Linked DNA regions of Homo sapiens: region 1 is linked to region 2. Evidence: chromatin contacts called from ENCODE Hi-C or POLR2A ChIA-PET data. All regions are on one chromosome and are shown on one strand. Each heading gives the region's core, a stretch centred on a gene start or an enhancer-like site at or near the end of the contact. The rest is flanking DNA. Distances are from core to core; before and after follow the strand shown. Region 1 overlaps EGFR (epidermal growth factor receptor). Region 2 overlaps VOPP1 (VOPP1 WW domain binding protein).

Evidence for each region. Hi-C counts contacts between places; a loop is a spot of excess contacts on that map. ChIA-PET counts read pairs that join two places held with the same protein, here RNA polymerase II (POLR2A). Pooled maps may share reads with other maps.
Region 1: a pooled map shows a loop between it and region 2 (4-fold over the local background). The contact joins two enhancer-like sites. A Hi-C loop is called at or near these places in 1 of 168 maps with a recorded cell type or tissue (B cell), 27 of 37 single-sample maps with no recorded cell type and 12 of 50 pooled maps. POLR2A ChIA-PET finds 5 or more read pairs at or near these places in 2 of 52 experiments (PC-9 and activated CD4-positive, alpha-beta T cell).

The regions. Positions count from the first base shown.
Region 1 is chr7:55,064,113-55,067,097 of GRCh38, forward strand. The region is part of intron 1 of EGFR (epidermal growth factor receptor); the gene reads left to right. Among named protein-coding and RNA genes, the nearest start is that of EGFR, 47 kb to the left of the region's middle. RefSeq lists an enhancer at 2,800-2,985. Within about 2 kb of position 1,544, at least 20 of the 41 ENCODE cell types and tissues checked have a DNase peak (open chromatin) inside an H3K27ac peak, as active enhancers do; they include PC-9, where a contact is called at or near this core.
Region 2 is chr7:55,545,712-55,548,734 of GRCh38, forward strand. All of the region lies in intron 1 of VOPP1 (VOPP1 WW domain binding protein), which reads right to left. Among named protein-coding and RNA genes, the nearest start is that of VOPP1, 25 kb to the right of the region's middle. RefSeq lists enhancers at 219-378, 2,719-2,768. Within about 2 kb of position 1,305, at least 17 of the 41 ENCODE cell types and tissues checked have a DNase peak (open chromatin) inside an H3K27ac peak, as active enhancers do; they include PC-9, where a contact is called at or near this core.

The DNA.
Region 1 (2,985 bases), core at 294-2,793, 480 kb before region 2:
CATTTCCTTAAACTATGATCTTGATACTAGAATTTTAATTAAAAAATACCTGCAGTTTATATGCAAAGTTATAGATTAATGCTTAAAAATAGGTTGTATGTAGTATCCACAGGTCATGTTTGACTGTCAAATAGATGTAATTTTAATTCATAATAATTGTGTCGTGTTCTTCCCCACTAGAAGCCAATTATGCAAGCTTCACCATTCACACATGGAAAATAATTTAATGGAGTACTCATTGCAATTTCACTTATCCAGAATTGGCTGTTGTTCTCAGAGCAGCTTGTGTTGCCTTGTTAAGGAGAATATGTTAGTATCCAGACATCCAGAAAGGATCCTTTACTGTTTCAGAGTCCATTTTCCCCACTTTTGAAATACACACACAAACACCCATTCATGCAAACCAAACAGAGATTGTAAAGTGATTCCACTGACATTTATGCACTTCTTTTTTCTCTTTGGTTCTTCAAACTCTCAGTCAGTGCGCATTTACTCTTAATTTAGATACGGTTTAAACCTAATTAGAAACCAGAAGCTCTTGTATTTCCACAAAGGATTATGACAGCCCCAAGAAAAGATAGTGAAACCATTATATAACAAGATAAAGGCTTCTTAACAATACAAGGATGGATTTTCTCATTGATCTTAGCCTTCTGAATTTTAGAAATTGCCATTTCAAAGTCTAAAACAAAGGAAAATCAGGGAATAAAAGAATGGTAAGTAGACACAAACCTACTGGCTCCATCATTTCTGTTTTAGCAAATAACCTGCCACATATACCAATAGCCCAAGAGATGGGCATGTCCCTGCATTTCCTGGTCAAGGTGACAACACTGCGTCCTCCTGGAAGAGGTCTGCCACTCACCATACCACAAACCAAATATAATAAAATCAGAAGGCACACTATAGTGAATTTTTTAGAGGCATGTATTGAAAAGCATCTCAAAAAGCATTCTCGAAGCTTCCAGAAGTCAACTCAAGTTATCTGAAAAGTGACACTTTTGATGATTGCTCGCTTAATACTGGGAGAGCCAGATGAAGATTCCTCCCCACTTCCTCAGATGTGCAACTCTGGAATTTCTTAGTGTTACTGGAGATTCCTGCTGCATTCTGGGCCTTTAATGCATAAACACTGAGATGTTCTAAGGAAATTACTCCCTAGGGAGGAGAGGGGTGGACGAGGAGTAAGCTTTGCTGGTGACTCATGCGCTGTGTGGAAACTCCCTGCACAAGTGAGCTGCGCAGGGTGAGTCTAAAGGGTTAATGCACTTTCAAAAGCCTCTAATTTGTTATTCCAGAAGAGTAATTTACTCACTAGAAGTATCTGGGTGGCTACTAACACATTTGTGTCTTTAAAAAGATCAGTTTTATTTTAAGATTAAAAATATAAAGCAAGAGCTGGAAAGTCACTAAAAACTGACAGCCAGTTTCCCATTTTCAAGAGTATTTATTAAAAGGTTCTGGTTGCAGAAGGAATAAGAAATGGCTTGAGATCATGACACAGTGAATCATGTTGTAAACATGTTAGCTATGGCTGTGAATTCAACCAGCGATGAGTTCAAGCGTCCCCAGAAGGTGTTGGGGGAATTAGGGACATGGCTGTGTTTCCCCAGAGAAAAGTGGCCATTTTACTTTCCCTCTTCACTAACATGCTTTTGACATGCATGGCAGAGCTGAAGGCAAGGGGAAGGGGACAACATAGTAAGTGACTAAGTGGCTTTTTTTTTTTTTTTTTTGCCAAGTGAAGCTGAGTCATATGGCCTCTGTCATTCCAAAACTATTCTCTACGGCTGCATTCCTTTCGCTCTTGCCTTCCTTTAGAACCCTGGAGAAGGCCTCCTGAAGCCTGGCCCTATTATGTATCCTGACAAAGATAAACTTTTCCAAAAAGCTGCATGTTGTTTCTAGCACAGTTTTTCCTCGCAGTGACTACGTGATGAAAGTACCATGCAGAGGAGGTGTCTGACTGAGGCGTTCGTGGTGTGTGACAGAGTCCCCTGCACAGGACAGCCGCACTCCCCTCTTGCGTCCTTTCCTCCCATGTTTGCAAAGCCTCTTTCCCTGTCAGCAGGGGGTGTTCTGGCAGTTGACATTTCTGAAAACTACAGCCTACATTTTTAAAAAATCCAGTAAGTGAAAACTAAAAAATTAATACCGTGGTCATAATAGTGTGGCATTTGATAACTAATGAGGCACTGTCGTGCCAGCTATTATTTTCAGACATTTACAGTCCTTTTTTAAATACAAAGAAATATTTGGTGTGAAATGTTCCCCGGGAGCTGGTGCAAGCAGAGGCGACAGGGCAAGGGAGCTTGGGTTGTAGCCTCGAATTCCTCCGGCCAGGGCTACCGTCAGCCTGCGGCACACAAGTAAATCAAATATAAAACCAAAATTTCTGTAAGCAAATCAGTTTCTAACTCACTGTAACGAATTATCTTTCGCACATCACAGAGGCATCTCTTTTCACTGTCGAGTTTGGTTTGCTTGGTTACAAAAAGGGCAGTTCAAAAGCTTTGGTTGCTATTGTGAAAGTCAGCTGAATTCCTTCCACCGTGCTGGGGTGGGGTGGGGTTCACGCAGGTTCTCTTTTGTCACCAGGGGTGCTGTGGATTCACAAGTAAGCAAGAGGCTCCTCAGGTCAAGCCTCTGGCTGCTCCCTGAGGTCAGCTGCCTAGCTTCTCCTCCTCTGAGATAGACGGGAACAAAGTCTTTGATGTGTGCATTTCTCAAGCTTGACAATGATACAGCTACATAAAAACCCATGATTTCATATAGATATTCCAAAACGTAAAAGTAAACCATGCATCCACAGAGACATGGAATTACAGAACTGGATGCTGAGCTGGTCACTTGGGAGGCAGGCGTCCTTGCCATTGGTTTATGCCTCAGCCCCACCATGCAGTGGCTGGCCAGGTGACCTAGGCCAGTCCTGCATCCTCGGCTCCTCACCTGCCTGGTGGGACAGTGACATCTCTCCTGCAGCAC
Region 2 (3,023 bases), core at 55-2,554:
TCCCTGTCTGGCAAGCCCCATGGAAGCTCACAGATCTGTCATTTGTGGAGAGCTGCAGCTCTTGTGTTTAAAAAGGAATGATTTGGCTGGGTGCAGTGACTCACACCAGCACTCTGGGAGGCTGAGGTAGGCGGATCCCTTGAGCCCAGGAGTTTGAGACCAGCCCGGGCCACACAGCAAGACCCCAACTCTACAAAAAAAAATACAAAAATTAGCATGGTGGCACATGCCTGTAATACCAGCTATTCAGGAAGCTGAGGTGGGAGGACCACCTGAGCCTGAGAGGTCAAGGTTGCGATGAGCCGTGATTGCACCACTGCACTCCAGTCTGGGTGACAGAATGAGACCCTGTCTCAATTAAAAAAAATAAAATAAAGAAAAGAAAAAGTGAAAAAACGGAAGGATTTACTAAGCCCAGCTGTTCAATCAGCTCACAGATACTCACTAAGCACTCCACAGCTCTGGCCTGTGCTAGAAGACAAGGACTCAGTCATGAGGAGGGCACAGGTGGTGCCATCTCCTGAGTTACAAGACAGTCGAGGGAGATGTAGACAGGATCTGACCCATGAATGAAGATATAATTCCCAGGTAGCTCACTAAGTTGAGAATAGTTGTACAAAGAGAACACTTAAGGGAAAGGCGGAATTATATGCTCTATGGACCGTGAGGTGGTAGGATGCAAGAAGTTTTGGCAAAACTGAAATGAGCCTAAATCAATACGCCATGATGAACTGAATCTCCCAACAGAAAAAGGGACATTAATGGAAAAACTGGAGAGATCCAAATAAAGCAATTTTAATTAATAGCAATATACCAATGTTGGTTTCCTTTTTAGGCAAATGCAGCATGGCAATGTAAGTTATTAAATTAGTGGAAACTGGGTTATACAGCAACTCTGTATTTGCTCTGCAAATGTGCTTTGCAAATTTTCTATAAATCTAAACTTATTCCAAAATTAAAAGTTGATTTAAAAAATATACAAATATATTGTGCTCCCCCGCCAAGAAATAAGTGATACCACCACGACCACCACCACCCCTGAATTAAGGCTCCAGCTTTGAAGCACAGAGCCCAAAGGGAGGGGCGATGGAGCAGAGGCCAGCAGGCCGAGAGCTCAGGCCATGCAGAGCCTGGGAGGCTAAGCCATGGGATCAGGTCTGCATCCTAAAACCAACAGGAAGCACCTCCACAAATGGGAGCTACAGGCCTTGTCCCCAGTGCCCCTGAACATGGAGAAGGACAGCCTTCATTTCACTGATGAGCGAGTCAGAGCAGAGATGACTCAGCAACACAGCTCTCTCGACCCACATTCTGCCAACCGCCCAGACTGGCAGAAGGCCATGCAATTTGTAATCCCTCTGACCTGGATTTTAGCAGCCCCAGGTCAGCTGTTAAGACTTGGGAGAAGCCGACAGAGCTGTAGGAGGGAGTGGTGGGTTGGGTCTTGATTCCACTGTTCTCACCTAATGCCAGCTAACATCCAGATCCAACCCTGTCCCACCTCTGAGGCTGGGGACGGGGGACAAAGGGGCTCCAGGGGTTCCACAGATAACAGGACCCCAACAGGACTGAGGCTACCTTCCCCCTGGGGCTACATGCATTCATGTAGAAATGAATAGGAAGAGTGGCAGGCAAGGTGGGCTCCAAGGCTTTCTAAGGTTGATGCCATACGCACACCAAGGCTGGGAGTGAAATTTGGGCTAATTAACAGTGACATGTAAGTACAGGAATCTTTAATTTAAACGTAAGCCTCTGCATACCAATAAACCTTGCCAACTTTTTGGGAGTTACAGAACCTCATGTAAACTTGAGAAACAACAGGAATACACCTTTACAGAGAGCTCTGGAGCACGGAACTAAGTATGCCCATCATGCAACCCTTTACTTGACTAACAAACCAGTTGAGTTGGGAATGATCGTCTCCTACTAGCTACCAATAGACATGTTTTGTTTGGCCCATGATAGCTTTGAGATAAAGAAACTTTACACAAAATCTAGATATTCAATTTTTCCTGAAAAATCCAAAGACTCATTAACCATCAGCTAGACCTGAGTGGTGCCTGGTTCCCTCTTCCCCGCCATATCTTTCACACAGCAAGATCTTTTCCATTTTACCACACTTCCCATCACTCCCTAGTAGATGTGGCTGGGCAGGCTGTGCCCTGAGCCTGCAGGCATGTGCATTTACTACCCTGTGCACAGAGAATGTCTCTTCTTCCAACTTCTCTTAAAAGCACACCAGCAGTTTCAGTCACCTGTTTGATTCCCCTCCAAGGGCTTTCTAAAAATTTCCACCAAAATACCCCGACAGCCACCTAAGACCGTGACCGCAGATTCTGGGAATGGGAGGCAGGTGAATGGAGATGTGGTCTTAAATGACACTCAGTGGGATGCAAAATTTGTCTGACATCCCAAGCTTTACCTTAGAAGTTCACGCCCTTGCATTCTATTTCGTTTACACATGTTGTATTCTACTCCATTATATATTTGCATTAAATTTCACACATAATGTTTTCAATTATCAATTAAAAGGTTGCCTTTAACCCCCAACCCCTAAACATGTCAAGTAAAATGGGGGCTCCAGGAAGATCTGCCAGGTTTATGCTGCCTGTGTCTTCCCCTCCTCCCAGCAGACCCCAATGACTAATTTGAGAAGAGCAGTGGCTGACCGCCTGGTCCTCAGAGGCTCCGCCCTCTGCCCCTCCGGACTCGGGGATACCCCGGGGGATCCCTGGCTTACCTTCCTGTTTTCTCACATTAGAGCTGGGATGCATATCTGTCCTCACTTACAGGGACCTGCATTCGTTCCATGAGAGGCAAAGCTACTCCTTACTTAGCATTCAGATGAGTCCCACACTCCCAAACATGCTGTCTGCTCTATGCAGGCCATCCAGCAAGATGCATGGGTGTGGGTGAACACGCCTGCTACTGGGGAGTACAAAGCTCTCTTTCATGCACACTTTCTAAGGGACTCTAACCATCTTTACTTTTACTAGCCTTGTGCTTGGGTTTACCACATTCCT